Linked DNA regions of Homo sapiens: region 1 is linked to region 2. Evidence: chromatin loops called from intact Hi-C (ENCODE). Cell type or tissue: endothelial cell of umbilical vein. All regions are shown on one strand. Each heading gives the region's core, and the rest is flanking DNA. Links, peaks and the distances in the headings are about the cores only. Region 1 overlaps NBAS (NBAS subunit of NRZ tethering complex). Region 2 overlaps LOC105373440 (a long non-coding RNA gene).

Region 1 (16,400 bases), core at 5,631-13,630, 220 kb before region 2:
GTAGCCTCATGTGGTTATTTAAATTTAAATTAAATAAAATTAAATACAATTTAAGGTTGGATGCAGTGGTTCACGCCTGTATTCCCAGCACTTTGGGAGGCCAAAGCTGGTGGATCACTTGAGGCCAGGAGTTCAAGACCGGCCTGGCCAACAGAGTGAAACCTCATCTCAAAAATAAATAAATTAATTAAATACATTTAATTTAAAATGTGATCCCTTAAGTGCACTAGTGATATTTCAAGTGCTCAATAGCTCTGTGTGATCAGTGGCTACAATGATGAACAGTGCAGGTATGACATATTTCCTTCACTGAAGAAAGTTCTATTGGCAGTGCTGTCCTAGAGTCATCACTGCAGGAGGAAGAGGCGAAAATTCCATAGGGGCAAAAAGTAACATTACAACCCTCTTTGAGATAATCAGATTACTTAGTATTGAACTGGGAATACACACGCATATTAGATCCATGTTCACCAAATTAAATTTTAATATTAAAAAAAGAGTTGTGAGAATGGGGTAGTTGCATATATTCTACTCTGGGCAAAAGCTAAGTATCTTTGCCCTAATTCCACCAATAGACTCCACAACTGAAGCTTTGTACCAGAGTTCTAAAAGTAACAGTAGAGTACACAAATACTAATGACTTTGTCAAGATGGATACAGCAAAAAAAAAAGTTAGTGCAGTTCACTTACCACAATAGGTGTCTCCCAAAATAGTCACAAGAAAAATAAAGGATATTTTACACTGTGAAAGTGAAGCTTACCATTTGATGGAATCTCATGAAAAACCAATCTATATAGAGAATCATCACGTCTTAATTTGTCTAGCTGGGATGTCAGAAACCGGGCCACTGTCTTTGATCTAAAAAATGCTAATTCTACGTTTCTAGAAACAGTCATGAAAAGTTAAATTCCCTGGAGCAAACACTGACCAAAAGAAGACAGGTTTCAGGGAGCATACTCTTCCTCCTTTGTCTCCCAGGATGGAAGATTCTGAAACACATATAGACTTAATTGGTTCGGACAATTTTATTCATAAGAATCTCAATGAGGAAAAGGAACACAACAAAAATCCAACACAAAATAAGCAAGAGAATCGAACAAGTACCTCAAAAAGAGGATCTCTCCTGAGCTATCTCCATCTCATTAGTAATCAGAAAAATATAAATCAATTAATTAGGTATCATTAAACACTTAGGATAACAGGCAAAGTTTAGGAAACCAACAATAGCAATGTCCTGGATTGGAGTAACTAGCAATCCTGTACACTACTGTTCAAAGTCTCATTGGTAAAACAAAACAAAAGCATTTGGCATTATCTATTTAGGTTGAATTATATACATATCTCACAATGCACATTTCCAGTGCTACATATATGCCTGAGAGAACTGTTTGCCCATGTACACTAGAGACATGTACAAACGATGACAGTCACATTATTTTTAGTCACCAAAATTGAAAACAAACCAAGGTCAATCAGTGTTCATATGAATAAACTGTACTATGCACACCGAAATTGATTTCTACATGGCAATAAAAATGAATAAACTACAGCTACATATAACAGCATGAATGGATCTCACAAACATAACACTAAGTATAACTATTTCTATAAAATACAAAAACAGGTAAAACTAAACTATCATATTGAGGGTATGTATGGTACGTATCGACATTATTTAAAACAAAAACAAAAGTCACAAAGATCTGGTTATCAGGATTAGTCAGGACAGTGGTGATCTCTGGAAAGGGAGAGAAAAGTTAGGAATGAAATACGGAAGGCCAGGCATGGTGGCTCACACCTGTAATCCACGCACTTTGGAAGGCTGAAGAGGGTGGATCACTTAAGGTCAGGAGTTCGAGACGAGCCTGGCCAACATGGTGAGACCCCATCTCAACCAAAAATTCAAAAAATTAGCCTGGTGTGGTGGCGCTCACCTGTAATCCCAGCTACTTGGGAAGCTGAGGCAGGGGAATTGCTTGAACCTGGGAGGTGGAGGTTGCAGTGAGTGGAGATCACACCACTGCACTCTAGCCTGGCAAAAGAGTGAGACTCCATAGAAAAAAAAGGAAGTTTAATAAGGAGAGGGTCTGGGGGATTTGGAAGGTGGTTAGGTACTGCTTCTTTACCTGTAGTTTCATGGGTGTTGTCTTTATGATAATTTATTGAGCTGGACATTTTTTGGTATACTTATCTATATGAATGTTATATTTCACACACACACACAAAAGCTGAAAAGAAAAGTGGTCTGCATGCACACACACACACACACACACACACACACACACAAAACCCCTCTCATCCACAAGGTTAGGTAATCCCACTTTATTCCACTCTCAGCCACCTTTCAAACTCCGCTCCCTCATTTTAACTTACCTCTTGTACTGCTTTACTAGTTAATGGTGAAGCACTGATATTTTCCCCTCCTTCATGATGGATCTGGAAATTCACTCTTTGATAAAGAATCTAAAACAAGAATAGGCTATATTGTAAAGGAGTTACGTTTTTAAATTTGCTTCTCATCACAATATAGGCTTGAAATTTAAAAAGTACTTTTAAAAAGAAAATTACCTTTTCATAATGATTAGTTTTGGTAACAGGCTTACTTCAGGACTTCACAAACAGTTTCAAAAGGATGCAATGGTTTCAGAAGTGGGGATCAAGTGTGAAAAAAATGATATACAATGTAATGAATTGTTACAGGCAGTGTATGTGTTCAGGTCTGGAACAGCCTCAATTCTTGCCTCCAAAGAAGAAAAAATTTGACTGGGGGGCATATGCAGAAAAAGAGACCGAGGCGAGTTTTAGAGCAAGAGTGAAAGTTTATTAAAAAGCTTTAGAGCAGGAATGAAAGGAAGGAAGATACACCTGGAAGAGGCCCAAGGGAGGGATTTGAAGGACAAGTGCGGGTTTTGACCTTTGGCTTAGAGCTTTACATCCTGGCACGTTGCCAGGTTCTTGTGCCCCTTCTCTCCTGATTCTTCCCTTGGGGTGGGTTGTGCACACGTGCAATGGCCTGCTGGTGATGGGAGGGGAGCGTGCGCAGTGTGTTTACAGGAGTCGTATGCATGTTCAGCTGCAGCGTTCTTCCCTTTTCCGGTGGAATGCCCTCACAGGTCATACGCCAGTGAAACTCCACCATTTTGCCTCTTAGTGAACATGCTTGAGCTCACTGGCCAACACCTGAGATCTTATCAGGAAGCTGCTGATCACCAGTTTCAGGGGTTTTTTTCTATCTATAGGGAAACTGTCTTTCCCTGGTGCTGGCTGCAACCAATTATTATCTTAGAGAGGCAGTGTGACAACTGCCTGACCCATCTGATGGTCGCCTGACTTTCCTGGTGGGGTGTGGGGGCCCTCTCCCGTCTTGCTCATGTCTGCCTGACTAGCTACCAACTGTAAGAGAATGACTATGGGATGAAAATGTGAATTCTAGACTCTCCTCATACATTTAACAGTGTTTCTCCACAGGGGCACTATCCTCTCCTATGCAGATCTATTCTGTGAATTTTAGGAAATTTAGCATCCCCCCCAACCAAAGCCCACCTCAATCCCCAATTTCCAAAGGATCCCTAAGGGAATGGTTGCTCCACTGGCTTTAACCCATATGATTTCAGACATATTTTACATGACCATTTAGCATATGTTTAATTCACAACACTAACTTTCCCCATTATTTTCAATAATTTCTTTCCAAATATTACTTTCTTTCTTTCTCAAGGCTGTCTTGTATCCTTTCTTCCTTGCTGTTATAAAGCCAGCAACATTATGTTATATCCTAATATTTTCATGTCCCTTTTCCATAAGTGACAATCTAGTTTTCTTCCATAAATTAAAATTCTCATACTACTTTTTTAAGTGACCACATACCTCAGATACACACACCCAACAACATGGACGTCATACAGGTTAGGATTTCCTTTATCGAAGGACTTACTTCTGTCTGCAGAGAGCTGCTAGCTGCCAAAAGAAGTTCAATGCTGCTAGGAGGGCAATGTGTCAAAGCAAAAGCCATGAGCTCTTGACGAGTGGCCAAGTCCTGGTAACCTTCTGATTGTCCTAACTGGCTACAAACATCCCAACTTTTAGGATAACCTGCAAAATTGGCAAGGAAAAAAATGATTCCCAAAAGAAGAAGAATATTCAATCTAAGATGACAAATGCAATGGCTTCCTGCTCAGGTCTTGTGGTACCAAAGCAAAATCATAGTCATTAGTGACACATTATTTTATAAGCAGAAACAGATAAGAATCTAAGCTAGGAAAGATTAGGGTGGTTTATTATCCAGAAAGTTCAATGCTACTCTAAACAAGTGTTTCTGACAAACTCTGTTAAATTTTAGATTAACTGACAATAAATGCAAATGATCTACTGAGATTTGGTGTTCTGTGAAAAGGCAGCCATCTGAATTCCGAAGATCTGAGGGCCTGCTGCAACCCTGCTACTTAGCACTCCTGTGAGAGCTTTAAGAAAGAGCCAAAAGTCTCACAATTCTTTTCCTACAAGGACAATAATAACACCTTCCTCTTGGGTTGTTGAAGGAATTAAGTAACATTTGTATTTAAAAGCACATGTAAACTGCAAAGTGCTAGAAAAAGAGATATTATGATAGATCTCCATACAGAATCACTCACTTTATAGATAAGACAGACATCTAAGGACAGTGACCGAATCACCCCCCAACTCCCAGCAGGGATCTTTTTCCTATACATTATACTCTGAATTCTTAAAATACATTTTTATTCTTATTTGAAGGAATTCCAGCCTTAGGCCTATTTGTCTAAGTACAAAACTTGTAGTACAGAATAATTTTTTTCTAAATATGTGAAGTAAAAATTAATTCAGCTATTACCCTTACCAGAATAAAATCATTATAAAGCTCTCCATATGAACAATTTAGATCAGTACATTTTCACAGACAGCCATAGTTATTCTAAATTTAATGTTGCAAAATCACTCGGTTAATATTATGGAACACAGCTCATTTATGAAAACAATTTGCTAATGCTGAAGTTGTAATATATTGAATCATTTTTGAAGAGTTTTAAATGTTTTCACAGATGTAAAGCCAAAGATCCTCTCTGTGACCAAAGTTAAATCAGACAACCCTGAGCCCTCTTCTCAGCTAGGCCTTAACCTTGGCCCCCAGCCTTGCTAGGCTGCATACTCCAGTTTTAGCAAAAATCCTACTAAGTCAGTTTAGCCAGAATCCTCAAATTCTCAAGGACTGATCAAATTACTTATCCCTCAGCGGTGATATCTGATCATCCTGGCCAGCCTTCAGCAAGGTCCTATTAAATCATTTTAGCAAGGATCCCCTGCCCTTGATGTCTCTTAATTTTCCACCCACTGACCCTTCAGTTAGCCTGCTGGCTACAAATGTCCAGCTATCCTTGCTGTATTCAGAGTTGAGTCCAATCTCTCTCCCCTATTGCAGTGGTCTTCATACACATCACAATAGTCCTTGTTGTTATTAACAAGTGTCAGAATAATGTTTTCTTTAACAGTACACATGTGAAAGTTGCACAAATCATTAGTGCAGAGCTCCATGAGTCACCATGAAGTGAAGCCCTGCATTTTAACCACTCCCTAATTAATGCTTTGATAGTGGGTAGAAAGATGTGTTTGGACCTTCACATATTCTTCACATATTCAAGCATAGCCATGGAAAGCTGACAATTTAGTACAGAGCCCATGATAAGAAAACAACAACAACAACAACAACAACAAAACTCCCTATCACACTGAAGAATGTGTTCTTTACGTGAGAAATTATTCTACAATAAAATCTGATTATCCTGCAGAGACTTGAATTTGAATTTCAATATGAAGAATTTTGGAGTTGCAAACCACTTCCCAATTTCTCAACATCGGTTTGAAAAGCACTATGCTATCTGATACGGTTTGGATCTGTGTCCCCATCCAAACCTCATGTTGAAATGTAATCCCCAGTGCTGGAGGTGGGGCCTTGGGGGAGGTGATTAGATCATGGGTGCAATTTCTCATGGTTTAACATCATATCCACTTGGTGCTGTCGTTGTGATAGTGAGTTGAGATCTGGTTGTTTAAAAGTGTGTAGTCCCTCCCCCATCTCTCTCTTCCTTCTAATCCAGCCAGTTAAGCCTCCTGCTCCCACTCTGCCTTCTGCTGTGAGTGAAAGCTCCCTGAAGACTTCCCGGAGGCAGATGCTGCCCTACTTCCTGTACAGCTTGCAGAACTGTGAGCCGATTAAACCTCTTTCCTTTATAAATTACCCAGTCTCAGGTATTTCTTTATAGCAGTGTGAGAACGAAATAATACACTATCTTTAAAAAAAATTAAAGAATGGAAATATTGACTATATAGACACAAACTAATATAAAAATTTAAATTTTCTCTTAGATAACAAATACAGGAAATGGCATTGAAATATTTTGCATAAAATTATTTTTAAATTACGAGCATGTTTTGAATAGGGACTAGAAAGCAACCAAAATCTCAAATAAAATTTAATGTCTGAATCTGTTAAAATGTTTACATTAACATATAAGTACACAGCCTATATACTTACCAGTGCTCATAAAATGTATCTCAAGCCTCAATGTGGCTGGCTTACCAATCAGGTCAATTGATTTCAGAACAGACCTTTTCCATTATCCATCACATAAAGAGGACATAAGCAAAGTGTTAAATAAGCTGTCTACTCACCTGTGGCCATCAGCTCCTGACAATGCATACTGGCTGCTTTGTAGTCATGGAAGCGAAGTGCCTGCTCCACTAAAAGGATTAGAACCTGTCCCCGCCTTTCTTCTGGGTTCTCACCTGTAAGTCCAAGCAAAGGACTTAATGATTATGACAAGCAACGTCAATTGATAGAAGAGCTTGTTAACACTGTCTTTCAAATTACTTAAAAAATAAAACAGAGAGATTACAGGGATTTTAAATGATGAGAGGAAAAAGTTGCTTTGACCTTTCAATCCACTTATGAAGCATGGAATTAGCCATCAGTCTCCTAAGAGATCAATGATTAATATTAGTTCCCAATTAAAATACCCAAACCAGGAAGTCCAAAATCATGGTAGTTTGGAACCCTACAAAAAAGTCTTGGTATTACCAGGGTAAGGGAAAGAGAAGAAAATTTATGTTTCCAAAAGAAACCAGGTTATAAAAAGGGCTTGAAAAATAATGACCAGCAGATTAAGTGAACGGATGAAGATGATGCAGCAATAAACTTCTCATCATAAAAATTCAACTACTATTTAGAAATTGGAATGCAAATGCTGTCCAGAGCACTGGCAAAGATTGTTCCTTAACAAATTCTCGTTGGGCTCCTCTGAGCCTTACTGGGCCCTGTCCTTGGACATATCCTTGAGAGCCCAATTTTAGCACAACTTCTGCTATCAGTTGTAGCCAGAATCCTCCACTCTGGATATCTGGTCATCCCTGGTAATCTGATCAAATCCCTCATCCCCACCACCAACCCCCAGATGTTATCTGGCACCCTAGCCAGCCCTCAGGCAAGAATTTGTACCCTGTTAGGTGGTTTAACCAGAATGCCTCCTTACCACAGTGATTCTTCTTTGTAATTTTCCATCTGCCCCAACTGAGGTTCCAACATAAGTAAAACCCAACTCAATGGAAACAGTAAAATCAGAAACAACCAACTACAACTAGAGACTACCCACATTAACTAATCAAGTATTTTCTTTGTCCACAAACACCTTATACAATTTTCCCATCACACTCACTCAGAAGAGCCCTGAACTACTGTGAGTTTGGTGCTGCCTGATTCATGAATTGCTGTCTGCTGAAAATAAACCCTTAAAATTTTAATGAGCATAAGTTTACTTTTAACAAGCCCAATTTCTCTCTCTTACTGCAAAATTCCATTGCAGTAGTCCCTGTACCTATAGTGCAGAGTCTCGCTTACAATTTTTTGTTTATTCATTTGAAGAGACAGGTCAAAACCTATGTTGCCCAGGCTGGTCTTAAACTCCTGGGCTCAAGTGATCCCCATGCCTCAGCCTCTCATTTAAACATGCATCAGGGATAATTTTTTCATTAACAGCACCCATGGATCTCAATCACACAGATGAATATATATATAAATGAGGATGAAAAATACAATTTACAATATCTTTAAAGCAAGTCTTACATTATTAACTTTACCCTGTGTAAACAGGATCACTATGAGATACATAGGAATGGGATATGGCTCCCCCTTCAAGCATTTTTTCTTTTGTCTTCTCTTGTCCGACTGATCACAAAACCCACACCACTATCTTGCTGGCAATATAACCACTAACCCTGGGGCTTTAGTCATACCAAGAGAATGGCCATTCTTCTGTGCTCTCATGATGTTTGACCATGCCTTTTACTTAAAGAATTCTGGGAAATGGACTTAAGAAAATCTAAATATCAAACTAAGGTTGTGGAGTGTCTCTCCTGGGGAACAAAGGCTGGAAATGGATCTGCGGCCTGTTGCTACCAGCCAGACCACCAAGTGACCCATTATTTAAGGTAACTATGGCAACCAAATAACACCGACCTGCATACCCTACCACTCACTTGCACACCCTACCACTCACCTGCGCTGCCCAGCCCAGCCGGCATACTTTACCACAGATATCAATTCCTGCTCTTTGCCTAAAAACAAAATCAAAAACAACAACAAAAAATCCCTACCGTTTTTTTCAGGGAGTCTACAGAGTCCTTGTGCCTCTGCTGTCTCCCATGTGCTTGAGCCCAAACCCTAAAATAAAAGCCTTGACTGGGAAAGCTGCTTGGCCGTGTGTGTGTGTATGTGTGTGTGTGCGCACACATGTGTGCATGTGCGCGTGTGCCCGTGTGCATGTATTTATTTATTTAGAGATGTGGTTTCTCTCCGTTGCCCAAGCTGGAGTGCAGTGGCACTATCACTGCTCACTGCAACCTCGACCTCCCAGGTTCAAGCAATCCTCCCACATCAGCCTCCAGAGTCACTGGGCCTACAGGGACATACCACTAAACCTGGCTAACTTTTTTATTTTTTGTACAAACAGGGTCTTGCTATATGACCCAGGCCAGTCTTGAACTCCTGGACTGAAGCAATCCTCCTGCCTCAGCCTCCCAAAATGTTGGGATTAGAGGCATGAACCAACACACCTGGCTTGTGTTCATTTTTATTAGGTGAGGAGCCAACCGGCCTGTGATCTGCAAAAGCCACAAAATTACTATGCTAGCCAACACACTATCTACATTAAATTTTTGACTTTTTTTCCTTCTAAAGGCTAACAGAATGAAAATAATTTGGGGCTCAAGGGATCACAGTTCTGGCATGCGGGTTATTTCAAAGTGAAAACATTTGAGCTACAGAAGATGCAGAAAGAAATCCTAACTGAATTTATCTTATCTGAATAAAGCACTGTCCTCCTAAAATAAAACTGCAATTAAACCTCCTCCACAGGAGTTTCCTGAGAACTCAGTTGGAACAGAGACTGTCAGTTCGCATCAAAAAGCCCAACAGAACCTTCTATACTTTCCCACTGAAGCCCTAGCCCCTCCCACCCCATCCCCCTTTTTGTTAAGTTGGTATATAAACCTTACTTCTTGCTATTCAAGAGTTATTAATCACTAAGTGACTTCTGCATGCATCTGTAAAAAAAATCTTGTTTTTCTCCTGTCTATTGTCAATTAATTCACAGGCACCTGACCAACCATTTGAAACAAAGTAGATGAAGAAAAAGTTTTTGTCCCAACAGGGACTTTAAACATTTTTGCCAGGTCTTTTAAAAGTATTTTCCCCTTTGAGTGTTCTTAAATGACAAATATAAAGGGGGAAAACCTTAAACACAAAATAAGTTTATAGTTTCACTGACAGTACTAATCTTTTATTTATCAGAGTAAGTTTCTAGAGTCTAAAAATATACAAGAAAAATTCAGCTCATGTTAAAAGATCTAAAATTATTTTCCCAAAAGTTTTAGAAAATATTTCTTAAAATATTTTACATAAAATATTTTATTTCTTTACATAAAATATAGGTTTTCGTTGCCCTTTCAACATATTCCTTTACTTTTCACTCTCTTTAAAACAATTTATTTGAATGGTAGGCTATCCGGACAAAAAAAATTGTGATTATCTTTTTAATAATCTTTATTATCTATTAAAATGTAAGCTTTTGACGGACAGGGGTTGGTTCATAGTTGGATGCTCAATACCCAGCATCAAGTTATGCACATAATAGAAAGGCTCAAAAAAATACAGTCATGAGTTGCTTAACAAGAGGAATACATTCTATGACATGTGTCATTAGGCATTTCCGTCTTGAGCAAATATCACAGAGTGCACTCACACAAACCTAGATGGTATAGCCTACTACATACCTAGGCTATATATATGGTATAGCTCCTAGGCTACAAACCTGTACAGTATATTTCTGTACTGAATACTATGGGCAACTGGAATGCAATGGTAAGAATTATGTGTATCTAAACATAGAAAAGGTACAGTAAAAATATTGTACAAAAGATAAAAAATGGTAACTCTGTATAGGACATTTACCATGGATGGAGTTTACAGGGCTGGAAGTTGCTCTGGGTGAGTCAGTTTGTTGGGTGGTGAGTGAATGTGAAGGCCGAGGATATGACTGTACACTACTGCAGACATTATAAACACTCTACACTGAGGCTACATGAAATTTAGTAAAAAAATATTTTTCTTTCTTCAGTAATAAGTTAACTATAGGTTACCATAACTTAAAAAAAAAAAAAAAACAAAACAAAACAGAATCTCACTGTGTCGCCTAGGCTGGAGTGTAATGGCATGATCAATATTTACATAACTCACTGTAACCTCGTGAACTCCTTGGTTCAAGGCAGCCTCCTGTCTCAGCACCCTAAGTAGTTAGGCCTACAAGCATGCATCACCACACCCAGGAAATTTTTATTTTTATTTTTTGTAGAGACAGGATTTCACTATGTTTCTCAGGATGGTGTGGAACTCCTGGCCTCAAGTGATTCACTTGCCTCAACCTTCCAAAGTGTTGGGATTAGAAGTCTGAGCCGCCATGACCAGCCTTTTTTTTTTTTTTTTTTTTAACTTTCTAAAACTTTTCTTGTTAAATACTAAGACACAAACACACATATTAGTCTAGCCCAAACACTGGGTCAGGACATCAATATCACTTTCTTCCACCTCCACCTATTGTCCCACTGGAAGGCCTTCGGGCCATAACACATGGAGCTATCATCTCCTATGATATCAATGCCTTCTGGAATCCCTCCTGAAGGACCTGCCTGAGGCTATTTTAAAGTTAACTTTTTTCTTTTATAAACAGGAGGCGCATCTTTGAAAATAACATAGTATAGTAAACACTTAAGCCAGTAACATAGTCATTTAGTAACTTTACCAAGAATTATGTACCAACATAACTATATGTGGCAAACTTACACAACTGGCTGTATAGGAGGTTTACATCTCCATCACCATAAAAAAGTGAATAACGTGTTATAACGGCTGATGTCACTAGGCGATAGGAATTTTCAGCTCTATTTTAATTTTATGGAACCACCATTGCATATGAGATCGTTGTTGACCAAAATTTCATGTACCATTGCTGTGCAGTACGACTGTAAATTCTCAATTAAACAGGCACAGAGGCCAGGCACAGTGGCTCACACCTGTAATCCTAGCATTTTGGGAGGCCGAGGTGGGTGGATCACTTGAGGTGAGGAATTCAAGACCAGCCTGGCCAACATGGTGAAATCCCATCTCTACTAAAAATACAAAAATTAGCTAGGCATGGTGGAGGATGCCTGTAATCCCAGCTACTCGGGAGGCTGAGGCATGAGAATAATTTGAACCCGGGAGGCAGAGGTGGCAGTGAGCTGAGATCGCACCACCGCACTCCAGCCTGGGTGACACAGTGAGACTCTGGCTCAAAAAAACAAAAACAAAAAAATGGCACAGATTAAATTCGGAATGTTATTTTCAATTATGAGACAAATAATTCAGCTACAAAACAAATACAATGTAATTTGGATATGTAGGCTAAAAAGGACAAAAATCTAATATATTTCATATTTTAAAGAGCCTTAAAATTATTTTTAATATTTCCAGGAAATGGCTGGGCACGGTGGCTCACGCCTGTAATCCCAGCACTTTGGGAGGCTGAGGCAGGCGGATCACCTGAGGTCAGGAGTTCAAGACCAGCCTGACCAACATGGAGAAACCCCATCTCTACTAAAAATACAAAAAATTAGCCAGGTGTGGTGGCACATGCCTGTAATCCCAGCTACTTGGGAAGCTGAGGCAGGAGAATCACTTGAACCCAGGAGGCGGAGGTTGCAGTAAGCTGAGATCGTGCCATTGTACTCTAGCCCGAGAAACAGGAGTGAAACTCCATCTCAAAAAAAAAAAAAATTCCAGGAAAAAATAGAAAATATGTTTAGGGCCCTTGATTTTCTAAGCTATAATATGGTTTGGAGGAAAAAGCAAACATGTTACAGGAAGGGTTGAATAAAACTTTTAAAATATGTCCCTATCGATCTTCTTTATGTACTTCATAAGTTTAAATAAAATCCAAGGCAAGTATTGGCCCAATCTATTCTGAGAAGATTCTAGGGCCAGGCACGGTGGCTCACGCCTGTAATCTTAGCACTTTGGGAGGCTGAGGTAGGAGGATCGTTTGTGGGAAGGAGTTCAATACCAACCTGGAAAACAGAGCGAGACCTCATCTCTACCAAAAAAAAAAAAAAGAAAGAAAAGAAAAGAAAAATGTTTCTAATTAGCTGGGCATGGTGGTACATGCCTGTAGTCCCAGCTAGTCAGGAGGCTGAGGCAGGAGGATCCCCTGAGCCCAGGAGTTCAAGATTACAGTGAGATATGATCATCCCACTGCACTTCAGCCTGGGCAACAGAGCAAGAGTCTGTCTCTAAATAAATAAATTCTTAAAAAGGGATGATGTTGCACTGAGATTCATAAACCTATTATTAGAATAACACACTCATGATTTAGTAACAGTAACATATATTGGAAACGGAATATGTAATGTTTCTCTATAATAAATGCACCTATAACACAATATAAAACCTATTTCCTACATAACATTGAAATGTTTGCATTTCTTCAGAATACATTAAATTAAAAATGAAAGGTCCAGATTATAATTTTTTTATGTCAACCTAGCTAGGCTACAAGCTCTAATCTGGGTGGTATTGTGAAGGTTATTTTGCAGATATAATTAAATACGGTACTCTGTTGACTTTACGTAAAGAAGTTTATCCTAGATAATCCTGGTGGGTCTGACTGAACTTCAGGGAAGGCTTTAAAGAGGTTGAGGTTTTCCAGAAAGAAAGAAAGAGATGGGGCCAGGCGCAGTGGTTCACACCTGCAATCCCAACACTTTGGGAGGCTGCGACAGGTGAATTGCTTGAGCCCAGGAGTTCAAAACCAGCATGGGCAACATAGTGAGACCCCGTCTCTGTAAACAAAAACCCAAAAAACAGTCAGAAAAAAAAGAAAGAGCTGGTGGTTGGGGAGAGATTCCCACCTGTGAATGACAGCTTCAGGCCATATCCACAGAGTTCCCTCCTGCTCCTGATCTTCTCTTCCTGACTGACTGCCTATGGATTTCAGACTTGCTTAGCCAATCCCCATAGTAGTAAAAGCCCATTCCTGGTAATGAAGTCTTTAACATGTACCTCTCCTACAGTTTCTGCTCCTCTGGTTGAGTCATGACTAACAGACCAGGTATCTAAACTACTCAGTCTCTTTCATAACCTCATTTGGATGCATTCCTTTCTCTTATGTTATCAGATCAATTAATTTTTGATTTGAGATGTGGTAAAATCTGCTGAATGTCTGTGAAAATAGCCAGATGCAAAGGTCTTGTGAATGAAATGAAGGACAATAAAGTCCACTGATTATTATTATATAGTGTCAAAAAAGGTGGAAACAGAATATGAGTAAAGGATTTAACTTAAAACCTCTTAACTATAAAATCCTCAGTAATTATTTAACTTTTCTCTATTCCTGTCTCCTCATTTTCAAAATGAGATTCCTATTTCTGCCTATAAAGGACAAAGAAGGAACTGAGATAAGTATTAAAGCATAAAATGAGTATTATTATTGTTGTTAATGGAAACTTTTTATAAAGATGTGCCAAACAGTTATCTTAAAGTTCAAAGTTATTTAACTGTTTTTAATTCAAGACAATTCCAATCTGAGCAGGTGGATTAAATGAAAAAATATAACCAAAGGGCTGATCTTAGTGATTTACTTCTACACATAAAGTGGAAGTGATGGTGTGTGACTTCCAAGACCATATCATAAAAGGCATTACAGCTTCCTCTTTGCTTTCTTGTGAATCAGATCGCTCTAGGAGAAACCAGCTGCCGTGCTGAGAGAACACACTCAAGCAGCCCAATGGAGAGTTCCATGTAGCAGGAAACTGAGGCCTCTTACCAATAGCCATAAAGGACTGAGGCCCCCTGCCAAGAGCCATGTGAATGAGCCCTCTTAGAAGCAGAACCTTCAGCCCCATTAGAGCCTTCGGGTGAGGTCTGTAAATATTCCCCTTGAAGTTGGCAAGGTCTGTCTAACTGAGTCCAAGAATAAAATACACTGGAAATGAAGCTGCCCAAATATCAAAGCTAGATTTGAAAATGCCTTGAAGCAGCCGGGCACAGTGGTCACGCCTGTAATCCCAGCACTTTGGGAGGCCGAGGCAGGTGGATCACCTGAAGTTAGGAGTTCCAGACCAGCCTGACCAGCATGGGGAAACCCCGTTTCTACTAAAAATACAAAATTAGCTGGGTGTGGTGGCGCATGCCTGTAATCCCAGCTACTCGGGAGGCTAAGGCAGGAGACTCGCTTGAATCTGGGAGGCACAGGTTGTAGTGAGCCAAGATGGCGCCATTGCACTCCAGCCTGGGCAACAAGAGCGAAACTCTGTCTCAAGAAAAAAAAGAAAATGCCTTGAAGATTTTGCTGGTTTCTCCTGGAGCACTGACTCCAGGAGACTTCAGCCAACAAGAAGGAAGTCTGGGTACTCTGAGACCATCAAATGGAAAAAGTACAAGGAGAAATCACAGAGAGCAGAGACACCTGTAAAGCCCTATATCAGCCCCCAGCTATTTAAGTCTTCCCAGCCCAAGTACCCAGACATGTGAGTAATGCAGCCTTTGACAGAGTCCAACCCTAGCCACGATCTGATGAAATTTCATAAAAGATGATGACCTGCTTAGCTGAGCCCAATCTCCAGAAGAGATTGGGAAAATCTCTTTTCTCTTTTTCTGGAGAGAGAAAAATAAATGGTTGTTTTTTAAGCCACCAGGTTTTGGATGGTTCGTAAAGCAGTAACAGATAACCAAAACACTCTATAAGGTAAAGGCCACCTATGATACCTTTCTTAATTCCCCAGGCAAAAATTAGCACGGCCTTTCTTCGAGTCTTCTATTATTTGTTTACAGAAGCCATGCACTATGATCACATCCTATGTTGGCAGCATAATTACTTGTTTCCCTAGCTTTCTAAGAGTCTAAATTCTCAGAGGGCAGCAGCTATGTGTAACAGAACTTTGTATCCACAGTACGTAGCAGAAAAATATTACTTTCTCTCTTCCCATTAAAAACTCATATAGATTACCAAGACCACAGGTATTCCTGTTACTATGTTAACACATCACAAAGACAAAAGAGGAAACAAATCCTAGTAGGAACATAAAAATGCAGATGGCACCTCTGAGCTGCTTTGTTAGCTTCTGTGGCCTGGATCCTTATGGAATATTCCCTGATGATCAGAGTGCATCAGAGTTTACAGAGCACTTTCACATGCATTAACTCATTTGGGCCTCTCCTAACTTCACAGGTGAAGAAAGGGGGTATCATTCCTATTTTCCAGATGCAGAAAATGGAACTAAAGTAATTTAGCAAATGTGTGGCACAGAGTTAGAACTTGAACCAGTGTTCTGACTCCACATGAACTGTTCTCCCCATTCATTCCAGATGTCTCACAACGGATGACTGGCCCCAGTCACACTGCCATCACATTGGCAGTCTGCTGCAAGTCCAAATATAAAGATGCTGATGCTATACCTTCACACAGACTAGAAAAGGATAAATGACACACACGATTACTAAAACTAGAGACCTTAAGACTCCTACATAATACAATTTTAAAATATTTAGTCCATTAAATATGTTACATATATATATGGCTTAGATGAATACAATTTCCAACCACTGCTTATACAACCAAATGACCAACAACTCTTCTTGCAGAGATCAGCATAAGACAAAACTACAAAAAAAAAAGTATTAAAAAGACTGGTGAGCAGAAGGATGTAGTTAAGGAAATATGAAATGTAGAGTCAAAAAGACTTTCCTTAAAAGCCAAAGCCTGCTATTTAACCCTGCTGGGCAAAATATTTAACTTCTCTCATC
Region 2 (16,400 bases), core at 4,456-12,455:
GAATAATAGTTCTGTTACTGACTAGTTCTATAGCCTTGCAGGAATTATTTAATCTATTCATATCTTGGTTTCCTAATGGGAAACCATTAGGAATGGTTTGGGGGACATAAACTAAAGCGTGGTTCTCAACAAAAATCTAGCCAGGCTCCTCTGAGCCCTCTTATCTGCCAGGCCTCAACCTTGGCCTATGAAAACAACAAACTCTTAGTGTAAACAATTTCGTCCACTCTCTTCCTCTCCCCATTTAAAGACTTAAGCAAACACTAACAGTTACCAACAGCTCAGAGCCACAACCACCGTAAGTGACCCTAGCTATCCTTAAAGGGCCTGAGAAAGCACAAGGCTTCTAAAAGAATTTACTGTTTGTTCCAGCCAACACCTGACCATAGGCCCCTGACCACCCTTTCTTAGAGCATTTACTAAATTTTACTCAATGCACTATTTACAATTGTGAATCCTTCCTCTGTCCCTTTGAGATGTACACCTTTCTCCAACAACTCAGCAGTGAAAGCCATTCCTTTGAAATGTAATCATAAGGAATGACAGTACCTGTCTCTAGTCTCTGGGAGAATACAACCCTAACTTTAATTAATTGATTAATTGCAGCTGACTTAATGGGCATTTACACTGACCAATCTTCCTAATTTTTCACTTCTCTGACTCTGCTCAAGCTCTAGCAGTCCCCCCACCACCTCCCAAGTTGAGTTTAGTTCATGCTGGACATTCTTCCCTATTGCAATAGTATATTACTGATTAAAATCTGTCCTTACCACTTTAACATTCATCTCTTTAACAGATCAAGAAGTAGGAAATAAAATGACATCTAAGAATAAAGCCATGAAATCCAAATGACCATGTTGGTGAACCTTAAAACAATAATATTCTAAAATAAGCTTTCCACATGTGTCATCCAAGGAAACCCACCTGCATTAGAATCACCCACCTAGGGAATTTGTTTAAATGTCCACTCCTGGGCTCCACCTCGGACAGGGGAGACCAAAATTCCTGAGTGCTAGACCTTGAAATATGCATTGGGGAAAGAACTCCCTGGAGTAATTTTTTTTTTTTTTTTTTTTTTAAGAGAGAGTCTCGCTTGTTGCCGGGGCTGGAGTGCAGTGGCGCAATCTTGGCTTGCTGCACCCTCCACCTCCCAGGTCAAAGCAATCCTCCTGCCTCAGCCTCCTGAGTAGCTGGAACTACCGGCATGTGCCACCACACCCAGCTAATTTTTGTCATATTTTTTAGCAGAGACGGGGTTTTGCCATGTTGGCCAGGCTGGTCTCAAACTCCTGGCCTCAAGTGATCCACCTGTGTCAGCCTCCCAAAGCACTGGGATTATAGCTGTGAGCCACCACGCCCGGCCTCCCTGGAGTAATTCTAAGCTACTTGCATTTGAAGAGCACTGGTGTAAACAATTAAATATAAATATGCTGCTGAAAATTTCTTCCAAACAAATGGTTAAGACATAGCTCATATTCTGTTTACTTTAGCATGTATTAAGCAAGATGGGAAACCGAGGGCTAACCTGATTAAGCCTGCCTAATTTAACCTGCCTTGCTTGCTTTTAATTGCTTACATCCAGTTAATCTTAAAATTCCCACTAGCAAGTCATAGTAGCCAAACAATGCATAACTAAACTTCCACTAGCCTCCTTATAGATAACAGCTCTGACAGTGGGTCACCATAATAATAAGTGCTTAATGTTGTTTTGCAGGAGCTAGCAGGCAGTTCTTGTTGAGTTCAAGCCAGTTGAGACCATCAACCCTTCAACTGAGCCTGCATGGGTGCGTAAAGTGTGACCTTTTGATGTCAAAGGGCCAAAACCTGCACCCTCCTTTCATGCTAATTCAACCATTTTCTGAACATGCATCCTATGAAGAGCCATGTAGCTCAATTATGCTTGTGCAGAAACCCTGATTACCTCACCTTTCCCACCTGCCAATCACCTTTACCCATACTTCACACCATCCTGCTTTCTATCCCGCTAATTACCCCTAAGCCCTGTTTTCAGGGAGGTGGATTTGCGATTTGTTCTCCTTCTCCTTGCTCAGCAGCCTGGTAAGCAATCTCACAAAATAAAATCTTTTCTTTTTTGCAAAACCCACAGTCCCAATGATTGGTTTGCTGTCCATGAGCAAAATGAAGCTGGTTTGATATCAGATGTCACATATAAAAATTGGGGGTGGAGTAGGGTGTAGAGGGAGCAGGTATAGAATTTCATCAGTTTGCAGTCAGTAAAAAGAAAGGGAGTTTAGGCTGAGGACAAGTATTCCAATCTTTCTATGGGGGGGGGATGTATTAGTCAGGGTTCTCTAGAGGGACAGAATAGTATAGATATATAAAGGAGTTTATTAACTGACACAATCACAAGGTCCCACAATAGGCCATCTGCAAGCTTGAGGAGCAAGGAGAGCCAATCCCAGTCTCAAAACTGAAGAACTTGGAGTCCGATGTTCGAGAACAGGAAGCATCCAGCATGGGAGAAAGATATAGGCTGGGAGCCTGAGCCAATCTCTTCTTTTCACATTTTTCTGCCTGCTTCATATTCGCTGGCAGCAGATTAGATGGTGCCCACCAGATTAAGGGTGGATCTGCCTTCCCCGGCCCACTGACTCAAATATTAATCTCCTTTGGCAACACCCTCACAGACACACCCAGGATTAATATTTTGCATCCTTCAATCCAATCAAGTTGACACTCAGTATCAACCATCACTGGGAGATAGTCACTTTTGGTGGGTAAACACGTGGAGCTTATGTCTCCTCCCCTTGAATCTGGACTGGGCCCGTGAGTGAAAGCTTTTACTTTTTAGCCCAGGCTTTAAGAAGGCCTGGCAGCTTCAGTTTCCTCCGTTTTGGATTCCTGAGCTACTGTGAAGGAAGGAAGGCCAGGCCCCTGTGTGGGGCCTTGGAGGAGGAGGTAGCACGGGGTACTCCCCACATCCCCCCAGCAGCAGCCCCAGCCTCCTTAAAGCCCTCACAGAGGGCAGTCCAGGAAGCTGCCCTGAAAACATGTCATCCTCCTCCTAAAAATGTGTTTCCCTTTGGATGTTAGTACCATTGTTCATGCCTCACCATTAACATGCTTGAACGTATAGCAAATGTGCTTTGCCCAGATCACTTTTTTGGTGGAAACTTTTCAGCAGCACATTTATAATTTATTAAACTAGTGTTCCTCAAACTTTACTGTAGATAAGAATCATGGAATAAAAATAAATTCCCAAGCCCCCTCTTCCCCAGTGGAGTGAACAGATCTCCCTCGGCCAAGGAGACCCCAGAAAATCTTTAAAAACTTTCCTGGCCAGGCACAGTGGCTCATACCTGTAACCCCAGCACTTTGGGAGGCCGAGGCAGGTGGATCACCTGAGGTCAGGAGTTCGAGACCAGCCTGGCCAACATGGCGAAACCCCATCTCTACTAAATATACAAAAATTAGCTGGGCGTGGTGGCAGGTGCCTGTAATCCCAGCTACTAGGGAGGCTGAGGCAGGGAGAACTGCTTGAACCCAGGAGGTGGAGGTTGTGGTGAGCTGAGAGCACGACACTGCACTCCAGCCTGGGTGACAGAGCGAGACTCCATCTCAAAAACAAAACAAAACAAAACTGTTTCCTGGCCGAGACAAGATGGGAGGTTGGTCATGCCTCAGTGTGTCCCCTTCCTCACTAACCACTACTTAAGAGTTAAACAGAAACCAGCCCTGGAAAGCAAAGAACAGAAAACTTCTCCACTGACATCAACTTCAACCAGTTGCTTGGTGTCTCAGCCAGACTCTCCTCCCTTTTCAAGATTTTGACATGACAGCTGACCAAAGCACCCCTTCCATTGAAGGAATGACCGTCCACCATGGAAGGGTTCTGGCCAGTTTACACAGACTGTGCACAAAGCAGCTTCATGTCCTACATTTCCTTTTGACATATGGAGTCTAATATTACTGCATTTTAATGATACATCTCCACTGCAAAGTCAACATGGGATGTATGTAACATATATGTTTGCTTATCACACTCATGTGTGATCCCCCTTTCATTAATATTCCTAACTCCTATAACCTGTCAAATATGTATGTTCAGCCAACCCATTTAGCATAAAACTCCTGTCTACCCTTCCTCCCTCAAAGTTCCAGCTTTTTTTTTTTTTTTTTTGAGACAGGGTCTCACTGTGTCACCCAGGCTGGAGCGCAGTGGCACCATCATGGCTCAATGCAGCCTCGACCTCCTGAGCTCAAGTGGTTCTCCTGAGTAGCTGGAACTACAGGCACACACCACCACACCCAGCTAATTTTTGTTTTTGTTTTGTTTTGTTTTGTTTTTTTGGTGGAGACAGGGTCTCACCATGTTGCCCATGCTGAGCAAATTCGTGGGCTCAAGCAATCCACGTGCCTTGGCCTCCCAAAGTGCTGAGAGTACAGGCATGAGCCACCGTACCCAGCCTAAAGTGCAGGCTTTGATCTCAGCCAGAGGCTCCACTTCCCAGCCTGAAGGTTGCAAGCAATCATAAGAAATAAAGTTTTCCATTCCAAATGTATAGAGCTTAAGACTTTAAGTGGACATAATTAATTTAAGCCAGTTCCAAGGGCCTGACTGCCCTTGCACACTGACTGAAAGGGAAGTCCCTGTCTCTCTAGGGCTGAATTTTGGACTGGGAGACACAAACTGAGATGTCCCTGTGGACACCGCTGTCACTGTAGTCTTCCAGTTCTTTTGTGCTAGTACCCACAGCTAAGGGAGAAAGTTTCTCTCTTTCTCCTGATTGAAACCATTCCCTTCACCCATCGTAATTCCTTCTTTCTTCTCTGAAGCTGGGCTTAATCTTGGGCATCCTTGTGCAGATTCCCTCTTTACTAGCGATGTCCCCTCAGCCTGTGAACACACTCAAGTTTCTCTCATGACTAAAAAAACTGGCCAGGCATGATGCCTCATGCCTGTAATCCCAGCACTTTTGAAGTCCAAGGCAGGTGGATTGTTGAGCCCAGGAGTTCAAGGCCAGCCTAGGCAACATGGCAAAGCCCCGTCTCTACAGAAAAATACAAAAACATTAGCTGGGTGTGGTGGCACGTACCTGTGATTCCAGCTACATGTGAGGCTGAGGTAGGAGGCTCACTTGTACCCAGGAGGTAAAGACTGCAGTCATCTAAGATTGTGCCACTGTACTCCAGCCTGGGCAACGGAGCAAGACTGTCTCAAAAATAAAAAATAAAAAAATGAAGCCATCCCTTGACCCCCACATCCATCCTGCATTTCCATCTAGTTTATTTTCACCTCATCCAAACTTCTTACAACAGGAGTCTATGCTCACTAGTAGTCTCTTCTCATTTAGCCCTTAACCTACTATAACCTGGGTTCTAATTACTCCACTAACGTGTCCAACATATAATGCTAATCATCCCATAAATTTCCAGAATGTCTATACTCTTGGTTTCTGTAATAACAGACTCTTCGAATTGTCCTTATAGTTCTGACTTTACTTGCATCCTCTAGGGCCTTCTCCCTGTTCTCTGCACCACACTGCCCCCTAGTGCTTGGGTTCTCTACACCTTGTTACTACAACAGTGCTGCTCAGACCAGTGGCTTTGGCATCACGAGGAGCTTGTTAGGGATGTATCTCAGGCCCGTCCCAGACCTGCTGAGTCCATATCTGCATTTTAACAGAATCCCCAGGTGATGTTCATGCACAGCAAAGGGTGAGAAGCAGCTCCACGACTCAGTCCTCACTCCCTGCTCTTCTCTTTTCTGGGTGAGCTCATCAATTCCCAGGGTCACTACCTATTTGTTGAGGTTTCTCAAATCTCTATCTCAACCCAAAGTACTTCCTCCAGGTTTCAGTCTCACATAGCAGACTACTTGCTGGCCATGATATTCACACAGAACTCAACAGACCCGTGCCTACCAACCAGCTGCCCCTCCTGTAATCTATTTTTCCCAGCTGATGCTAATATCACTCACCCAGTTATCCATACTGAAACCTGCGCATTGCACTAACGCCTTTCTTCCTCTCATTACTCTCCCTTCACTCTCCCCCTCTACCCCCATTAAATTCAACAAGTCATCAAATCCTGGCATGTTAATGGTATTTCTCTTACCTGTCCTCTCCTGCCTGACACAATTTCTTTGTCCTCATTCAAGTTTCAATTACATCTTATATATACTGCTGCAATAACAGCCTTGTAATTGTGCCTACACAGATATGTTCTTCACACAATCACCAGGAAGAGTTTTATAAAATGGAAATACGATCATCTCACTGTCTTGCTTAATATCTGTCCCACCCACCACAGTGGTTCTCAAATCATGGTCCCTGGACCAGGAGTATTAGCATGGTACTCACAAGTTGCCTGGGAACCTGTGAGAACTGCAAATGATGGGTCTAGCCCCAGATCTCTGAATCAGAAAGTCTAAGGAGGAGGTTCCTACATCCTGTTTTAACAAGCTCCAGGTGATTCTGGTGCACACTGAAGGCTGAGGCCCGCTGACCTCCCAGAGTAAACCTTGATCAGCAAACATTTCCCCCGATACAGCTCAGGTCCAAACTCTTTAGCATTATTTCTGTCTACTTTTCAATTTTGAACTTGACATGTGAGGAATGGAGGAATATTTTTTATTTCTATGTATGGTAACCAATCTTCAAAATGACACCCCTGCCCCATTCCCCAGCCTCCTAGTGTCCATGCACTTATGCAGTGCCTTCCACATTGAACAGGGCTGGCCTGTGTAACCAGCAGGATAGTGTGGAAATGATGGTGTGAGACTTCAGAGGTTACAGCAACCTCTCTCTTGAATCAGTTGCTGGGGGTAGACACCTGCCATGAGTGACGACACTCAAGAACCCCATGGAGAGGTCCAGGTGCTGAAAAACTGAGGTCTTCTGTCAGCCAGCACTAACTCACCAGGTGCATGAGGGAGCCTGCTCACAAGTGGATCCTTCAGCCCTGGTTGACATCTTGACTGCAGCCTCATGAGAGATTCTAAGCCAAAACCATCGTAATAAGTCATTCCTGGATTTCTGACCCACAGAAACAATGTAAGATAATCAATATTTTTGTTTTAAGCCACTAAGTTCTGGTGTGGTTGTAATGCAGCATTGGATGATTAATACATCAGGGTACACCATCCTGTTTCTTGCCACTGTGTAAGTCTCCATGCTGTCCCCTCTACCTGAAAAGCTTCCCCTCCTTTCTTCCCCCATAAGCCCCTCTTCATCTAATTAAATTCAATCCACCTTTTAATATTCATCTGAGATATTATCTTCTCCAAAATCCCTTCTCTGACCCTTCCAGACTGGCTTAGCTGTCTACTCTGAGTTCCCATGATACTCTGACTATATCTCTACCATTGCATTTCTGCCTTGTGTAAATTATGTGTTTACATTTATCTCGGTTGAAAAACTTAGATTATCTTGAAAGCAAAGAAGTGTGTCTTATTCATATTTGTCTTACTCATATCCCCAGCACTATCATAGGCTTTGGCACATAGGAGGCACTTCATCAGTTTTGTTAGGTGAATAGCAAATGAAGGATCTTTGTGAAGCTCTTAGAGATGATTCATGGAAAGAACATAGTGCCTTGTTCACTCTCAGGCCTCAGTATGTTTCCATTTCTTCCCAGGGCAGAAGTAGCTTCCAAATCAGGAGATTCAATATATCCACTTGTGGCAGATTGCATTTCCCAAAGATGGCCATATGCTCTGAATCAGTATCCAATATATGATACCATTTCTCCCATAGCCAAGATTCCCAGGTCCAGGAATCAAGGGGCAGAGATGTGAATGGTGCCACTCACTATTACCTCTAGTGAGCCACTAGCAAAATTTTTACTTCCAGTTCCTGTGACTTTACACTCTTCTGACCTAGATAGAGGTCTTAGCTCCAAAGGCAGGAATGTCTCCACCAGGAGACACAACAGTGATTCCATCGAACTGGAAGTTAAGATTGCCACCTGGTCACTCTGGGATTTGCATGCCTCTGAGTCAACAGGAAAAGAATGACTGTGCTGGCTGGGGTGATTGATCCTGATCACCAACTGGAAACTGAACTGCTTTTCCACAAGAGAGGTAAGGAAGAGTATGTCTGGAATACAGGAAATTCCTTAGGGCATTCTTACTGTTACCATGCCCCATGATTAAAGTCAATGGAAAACTACAACAACCCATTCCAGGCAAGACAAATGGTCCAGACCCTTCAGAATAAAAGTCAGTCTGGGTCACCAAATCAGGTCTCATGACCAGCTGTGGTGCTTGCTTAGAGCAAATGGAATACAGAACAGATAGTGGAAGAAGGTACAGTAGTTATAAATACCAGATATGACCACATAACTAGTTATAGAAACAAGGACTGTAATTGCCATGAGTATTTCTTCCTTATTTTGTTATGAATATATTTGTGTGTTTATAATGTATATATGTATGTATATATATGTATATGTGTGTATATATGTGTAAATGTGTGTATATATGTGTATGTTTGTATATATATATGTGTGTATATACATCTGTTTTGCTATACGTATGTACATACATATATGGCAAATGTCTTTATTTATGTATTTATTTGGTAGAGACAGGGTCTCACTATGTCACCCAAGCTGGTTTTGAACTCCTGGACTCAAGCGATCCATCTGCCTTAGCCTCCCAAGGTGCTGGGATTACAGACGTGAGCCACTGTGCCTGGCTGCAAATATCTTTGTTTTCTTCCCTCTTATCTCCTCATGTAACATAAGATACACTCATTTTATATTATAGTACCTAAGTATTGTTAATTTTATATCTAAATATTGACATAAAAATAGAATGTCAAGGAGAATAAACATCATCCAAGAGTTTTTACATCCTCTCCTGGGGAAGGAGCTAGTGTGTTTTCCAGTGTACACAGGACAGTTGTATCATCTTAGGTGGAATTATGACCTTGTTATTGTGTTTACTTGGAGATTAAGTATGGGTTAAGGAGATGCGTATGGGTGCCAAGTTGACAAGGCATGCATGTGTGATGTTTAATATTACGTATGAATATATGTGGGCTATGGTGCCCAGATATTTGGTCAAACATATTCTGGGGCTGGGCACAGAGGCTCATACCTGTAATCCCAGCACTTTAGGAGGCTGAGGCAGGCAAATCACTTGAGGTCAGGAGTTGGACACCAGCCTGGCCAACATGGTAAAAGCCTGTCTCTACTAAAAATACAAAAATTAGCCAGACATGGTGGCAGGCGCCTGTAATCCTAGCTACTCAGGAGGCTGAGGTGGGAGAATCGCTTGAACCCTGGAGGCGGAGGTTGCAGTGAGCTGAGATCACGCCACTGCACTCCAGCCTGAGCAATGGAGAAAACTCCATCTCAAAAAAAAAAAAACCCCAAAAAACAAACATATTCTGGATATTTCTGTGAGGATGTTTTTGGATGAGATTTACATTTAAATTGGTGGCTCACACCTGTAATCCCAGCACTTTGGGAGACCAAGGGGAGGTAGGACGATGGCTTGAGCCCAGGCATTTGAGACCAGTCTGGGCAATATGGTGAGATCCCCAACTCTATAAAAAATACAAACAATTAGCTGGGTGTAGTAACATGTGCCTGTAGTCCCAGATACTTGGGAGGCTGAGGTGGGATCACTTGAGTTCAGGAGGTCAAGGCTGCAGTGAGCCATGATCAGGCCACTGTACTCCAGCCTGGGTGACAGAATAAGACCCTGTCTCAATAAATAAATAAGTAACCAAATGAATAAACAGTTGGCCTTTGAGTAAAGTGGATTGCCCTCCATAATGTGGGTAGGCCTCATTCGGTTAAAGGCCTTGATAGAACAAAAGGCTGACCTCCCCCAACAAGAGGGAATTCTCTAGCAGATGGTCTTCGGGCTTCAACGGCAACATCAACTCTTCCTGGGTCTCCAGCCTGCCAGCCCACCCTATAGATTTTGGACTTGCTAGCCTTTTATAATCATGTGAGGCAATTTCTTAAAATAAATCTCTTTCTATATACACACACATCCTATTGCTTCTGTTTCTCTGGAAAACTCTAACACATCACCACACCAATTTATACCTTGTCCCATGTTTTCTTAAAATGTAATGTTGAGTCCAAGCACTATGGCTCACACCTGTAATCCCAGCACTTTCCAAGGCCAAGGTGGAGGAATTGCTTAACTCAGGAGTTGGAGACCAGCCTGGGCAACATAGTGAGACTTTCTCTCTAAAAACAAATAAAAAAATTAGCCAGGTATGGTGGTGCACACCTGTAGTCCCAGCTACTTGGGAGGCTGAGGCGGGAGGACGGCTTGAGCCTAGGAGATTGCGACTGCAGTGAATCATGATTGTGCCACTGCACTCCAGCCTGGGAGACAGAGCAAGACCCTGTCTCAAAAAGAAAAAAAATGTAATGTTGACGCTCCTCCTTCAAGTGGTGGCATCTATGATCCCTCCCCTTGAATCTGAGCAACCTTGTAATTATCTTAATGAATAAAATGAGAAGGAAATGACACCACTTGACTTCTGAAGCTTGGTCAATGAAGGCCACATGGCCCTTGGGATACTCACCTTTGGAATAAAGCCACAGTGTTGTGAAAAAGCCCAGGCTGCAGCTGGCCAACAGTCCCAGCTGGGTCTCATCCCAGCTAGGATGAGCATTAACTGAGTTATGAGAGTGACAACTTTGTCATGATTCCAGCCCCTGGACAAGGTGAGTATTGTGGAACAGAAATAAGCCATCCCTGCTGTGCCCAGGTTCCTCACCCTTAAAATCTATAAGCAAAGCAGACACATGTTTTAAGTCAAAAACATATTGGGGTAATTTGTTACGCAGCCATAGTAACTGGACCACCACCATTCAGAGCTACAGTGGAAGCAGCCTTTATAAATTCCTATTTTTATTATTGTATCATAGAAAACAGGCAGTATAAATTCTTATATTCAGAATTGTTTTCTCCAGGCATTTTGAACATTCTTGACCATCTTTTTTATTACCTACCCCTCTTTTTCATATAGCAAGTGGTTTTGTTTCAGTCTACTAAAAAAAAAAAAAATCACAGACCTTGTTAACAAGAAAACCTGAGATCAATTTCACAGACAGGAAGGAGGTGCAGCGAAGCAAGGAACCTGGGCGGGAGGCTGAGAAAGCGAGCCTGAGCTCTGTGTGCAGGTGCAAAATGGCTCTGTCGCAGGTGATGGAATTTGGGGATCCTGGCAGATTCTGGGCTGCTGGATTTGAAACATGTGTCTGACGTACATTCTGTTGTTAAACACCCATAAGTTTAGACTCCAAATGTGGCACCATTTCCTCTAGGGCTGACAGCATCACTCACAGAGGCTGACGAACACTCAAGATGGTGGGCGTGGGAGACAGGGACGTTCGTGCCTGCCGGCCAGTCGGCAGCCTACCATAAATTGTGTCCCTGCCTGGCTTGCATATGCGGAGAGTGACGCAGTTAGTGAGATCTCTTTTTCTGTTTTACAGTCCTTCTGAAACTCATCCGGGTTGCCCTTTGTCTCCCTCTCCCCATATATCTGGAGTGATGGACTTTATGACCACTTCTTCAGGGGATACGGAATTATAGATCTCTGGATTTATGTCTGTTTGCCAGGCCCCCTCTGGTCCCTGCACCATAAGGTGAATGCCGGGTCAGCGAGAATGATGTTGCATTCTAATAGATCTGGACCAGTTTCTGACAACTTATTTTGACAAAAGCATAAAATTCAATGATTGTTGCTCAACTCAGAAGTTATAGGAAATATGGGGGGGGAAAAAAGGATGTTTAAATGTGAGCCTCCCTATCTTCAAACTGCTCTGTGAGTCTGGTAAATTGTGAAAAACACAGAAAGCTAAGCCAACAAATTTAATGACAATGGCAAGTCTAGAAGCAACATAATTTACCCCAGAGAATGTGATATGAACATACTTTTTCCTGAGACTGAGGCATCACCACCTGCCACATGAACACATAAGGGGGTCTGTTAGGGAAGCAGGGATATGGTAGCCAGCCTTTGGGTTGCCTGCCCCACAAAAGATCCTTGTCTACTGGAATTCACACCTTTGTGTGTATTAGTTCTCTTCCATGCTGAATTGGCCTGTGTGGCCACTAAGATATCACAGAAGGGATAGTGTGACTTTGATGGCTATGCCATAAAAGATAATATTTATTCTGCTTTGTTCTCTAGGATGGCTTGCTTTAGTGGGGAAGGGTGAGGGGTTCCCAGCTGCAATATCATGAGAACACTGAAGTGGCCCAGGGAGAGATCTATGTGGAGAAAAGCAGAGGCCTCCCACTCACTGCCAGCACAGACAAGGGAGTGACCAAGCTTTAAAAACTGATCTTTCCGCCCTAGCAAAGCCTTGTGATGACTGCAATCCCAGCTAGCAGCTTGGCTACTACTGCAAGAGTGACTCCAAGTGGAACCTGCCTAGCCAAGCTGCTTCTGAATTCCTGTTCCACAAAAGCTGGGAGTAATAATAAATGTTTATTGTTTTAAGTTACTAGATTTTGGGGCAACTGGTTTCGTAGCAATAGATAACTAATGAGAGCATATAAATTAGGATTAGGTTTGGCTGCGTGAGACAGACTGCCCTCATCTCCCCTTCCTGCAAAGAAAGAAGATAGATCTTTATTTCTCTCTCATTTAAGAAATCTAGAGTCACAATTTTTGGCTGGTATGGTTCTCCAAAGGTGTCAGAGACTCAAGCTATTTTTCTGTTATTTTTCTGCTATTCTCAGTATATGGCTCTCATTTAGTGGTCCAAAATGGCTGCTCAAACCCCAGCCATCACATCCTCATTCCATCCAACAGGAAGGAAGAAATAAGGAGGAACACAACACCTCCATTATGGACATTTCCCAGAAGTCACATTTGACACCTCTGTTTATATACCACTGGTCAGAACATGGGTATATGGCCATATATAGCTACCAGGAAGGCTGGCAAATAGAGTATTCTGAGCAGCCATATGTCCAACTAAGTCAGAAGTTTAAGGAAAAAGAGAAATAAACATTGGGGAAGCAGGATTTGCTGCAAGTTGCTAGCTTAGTTGAATCTGAATGATAATTAGGAGTTTGCCAAGAAGATAGGTGTTATTATAGTTTGTTATATTGTAAATGCACCTACTACATTACAGAAGATGGTATATTATAAATGGCTGCAAACTCTTTGCAATTTACTGCATTGAATGTTAGAGTCTGTTTCTCCTCCCCATGAGTCATAGGCTGGTCCTATGACTTGTGTTGGCTGACAGAATGTAATAGAAGTGACACTGTATTACTTCCAAGGCTGGCTTAAGAGATATGCAGCTTTTGCTTTCTACTTTTGAGACACATCTTTGTGGTACTATGTAGGAAGTCTGTCTTCCCTAATACTAATCCCACTGTGAGAAAGTCCAAGCTGGCCACGTGGACAGAGCAATATCATGTAGAGGAATAATGGGCGACCACACATGGGAGTAAAGTCTTCTTTGACCTCCCAGCCCAGCCAAGACACCAGCTGAATGTGACCTAGTGAGTGACCTCAGGGAATGCCACATGGAAAAGAAGAACCAGCCAGCTAAGCCCTGCCCAAATTCCTGACCCCCTAAATTATGAGCAAATATATTGGCTGTTGTAGTATGCCTCTAAGTTTTGGTGTAGTTGTTCACAGCAACAGATAGCCAAAACTAAAAAGGGAAAGCCATTCTAGGGAGAGGGAACAGCATTTTAAAAACTACAGTGGTGACAGGCAATGTGGCATATGCAAGGATTTCTACACAGTTTGATATGCTAGAAAGTAAAATTTGTGGAGAGTGGCAGGTAATAAGGCTGGAAGTAAGCAGGAGGCTGGACATGGAGGACCATCCTATGGAGGGTGGATTCAGGAGCCTTACCAACTAAGAGCTGTGTTGAAGGGGAGAGAGTTTGTTAATGGAAAGACTGACCATAGCAAGATTCAAGATCCAGTGCAAGTACTCCTGAGTCGTTTTTTCCCTCCTAACAGGTAGATCTGGGGCAACCTACACGGACAGCATTTATGGAGGGGGAAGGTTACTGTTACTTGTGTGAAATGATGGGTAGGTTTGTATTCTATATTGTGAGGAAGGACTTTGTGAGGGAGGGGGTTTATGGATGACGATATTGTATTTTCTACTCAACTTCTTTTAGATTAAAACAAATTCTCTCTCTAGCTGCTTCCTCCTTCTTGGTGGTGAGATCCTCAGAAACTAAGCAGCTGGCTTTATCTTGTTCCAGAAGGACCTGGGAATAGGAACTGAGGAGGAGGGTGGATGTCAATGAAAGGACAAACTAAACAACCTAATTTGACTTGTGTTCCCTAGGCTGGGTTCAGAGTCACATCCTCTACTGTATATGTCACATTTCACCTTCATTTTCATTGTGAGGAAATGGCCATATATTCAGGGATAATTTTGGATGTTTCCCTCACAACTCAGGCCAAATGTCTCCTCCGCCTTTTAGCCAGAATAGCTTGATTATTGCTGTATTATGAAACATTCAAAAAATGTTCCTGAAAGATACATTACACAATATCCATAATGATGTGTGTTTTATTTCCTTTCTTTTCTGTACCTCTTAGCAAAGTGTTGGGCTGCAGAAAAAAGAAATTTTAAAGTGGCTTAACTGGGACATTCTCAAGCTGCAAGAGAGGTCTAGAGGTAGACAGACCTGGGCTTACCATCATTAAGGATCCAGCCTTTTATTTCTGCTTCAGTAGTCTTAGTGTGCGGCTTTTATCTTCGGGACTCATTGCTGACTTTCCAGGCATCATATCAATGTTCCAAAGGAAAAACGGTGCATGCCAGACAGATCTTTCCCTTTTGAAAAGCATTCCTGGAAGTCCCAACCTGGCACTGCCAGTTATATCTCTCCAGGCAGAGCTGAGTCTCTGGGCTGTCTCTCTACAAAGGAATCTGGAAAGGTGATTGTTTTCTTCTTCTTCCAAGTTTCCATTTTTTTTTTCTTTTTGAGAAGAGTGTGGCTGTGTCACCCAGACTAGAGTGCAGTGGTGTGATCACGGCTCACTGCATCCTCGACCTCTTGGGCTCAAAAATGATCCTTCATCATGACATCAGGAGATCAAGACCATCCTGGCTAACACGGTGAAATCCCGTCTCTACTAAAAATACAAAAAAATTAGCCCGGCATGGTGGCGGACGCCTGTAGTCCCAGCTACTCAGGAGGCTGAGGCAGGAGAATGGCGTGAACCCAGGAGGCGGAGCTTGCAGTGAGCCGAGATCACGCTGCTGTACTCTACTGTACTCTAGCCTGGATGACAGAGTGAGACTCCATCTCAAAAAAAAAAAAAAGATCCTCCCCCGGCCAGCTTCCCAAATAGGTGGACTGCAGGTGCGTGCCACCATGCTTGGTTAATTTTTTAAAGTTTTGTTAGAGAAAGGGACTCTATGTTGCCCAGGATGGTCTCAAACTCTTGGGCTTAAGTCATACTCCCACCTTGGCCTCCGAAAGTGGTGGAATTAAAGGCATAAGCCACTACGTCCAGCCTTTTTCAGATTTCTATAATAAAGAAAGGCAATGGGAAAGGGGACTACTATTGTTTGAATGTTCCCTCCAAACTTCACATTGCCAATGTAATTTTAAGAGGGGGGCCTTTAAGAGGTGATTGGCCCATGAAGGTTCTGCTCTCATGAATGGGATTGAAGCCCTTGTAAAAGAAGTTTCATGGAGCATTTGGTCTCTTGCCCTTGTACCTCCTGCCATGTAAGGACATAGAGCTCCTCCCTGCTGGAGGACATGGTGTTCAAGGCACCACCTTAAAAGCAGAAACCAAACCCTCACCAGACTATAAACTTACTGGCACCTTAATCTTGGACTTCCCAACCTCCAGAACTGGCAGAAATAATTTCTGTTCCTTATAAATTAGCCATTCTCAGGTATTTTGCTATAGCAGCACAAATGAGCTAACCTAGGAACTGTGTATGGCTTTTGGGTGGTCCATCTACAGAGGCCTTCCCAGGACCCATCCTCTCTACACTTTCCCAGATACCTGAAGGCATTTTTTTTCAGGTCTGCCTTAGTAGTTGCAAAACCATTTGCTCTACAGTGGGATATAATTATAATATAGCTTACTTGAAAATACATAGCATAATATCTTGGGCCCATGGATAACATAGTAAAACTTCCCTATCACATGATTAGTGGGGCCCAAACTACCCAATTACAGAAAATGTGGGGTTATTCTGAGGTTAAAAAAAAAATACTGGGGGCAAGCCCAGGCTGAGGGGTGTGTGTGTGTGTGTTTGAGACAGAGTCTTGCTCTGTCGCCTAGGCTGGAGTGCAGTGGCATGATCTCGGCTCACTTCAACCTCCGCCTCCTGGGTTCAAGTGATTCTCCTGCCTCAGCCTCCCAAGTAGCTGGGATTACAGGCGCCCGCCACCAAGCACGGCTAATTTTTTGTATTTTTAGTAGAGACAGGGTTTCACCATGTTG

Evidence for each region. Hi-C counts contacts between places; a loop is a spot of excess contacts. Peaks named below come from ENCODE experiments on the same cell type or tissue, not always from the same donor. Only the 100,000 strongest peaks of a DNase experiment are listed, where the experiment ranks them.
Region 1: a loop joins it to region 2, with 7 times the contacts of the local background. A loop is called at or near these places in 2 of 110 quality-filtered maps.

The regions. Positions count from the first base shown.
Region 1 is chr2:15,349,618-15,366,017 of GRCh38, forward strand. NBAS (NBAS subunit of NRZ tethering complex) reads right to left here. Exons shown (of 52, transcript NM_015909.4): 33 at 6,686-6,799; 34 at 3,936-4,093; 35 at 2,375-2,464. Among named protein-coding and RNA genes, the nearest start is that of NBAS, 200 kb to the right of the region's middle. In endothelial cell of umbilical vein, for the core only: no CTCF peak of the experiment used is centred there; a DNase peak (open chromatin) is centred at 10,574; H3K27ac peaks cover 3,450 bases.
Region 2 is chr2:15,571,770-15,588,169 of GRCh38, forward strand. LOC105373440 (a long non-coding RNA gene) reads left to right here. Exons shown (of 4, transcript XR_001739297.2): 4 at 1,715-2,100. Among named protein-coding and RNA genes, the nearest start is that of DDX1, 12 kb to the right of the region's middle. In endothelial cell of umbilical vein, for the core only: a CTCF peak has its summit at 5,518 (motif pointing left); DNase peaks (open chromatin) are centred at 5,512 and 8,032; H3K27ac peaks cover 1,736 bases.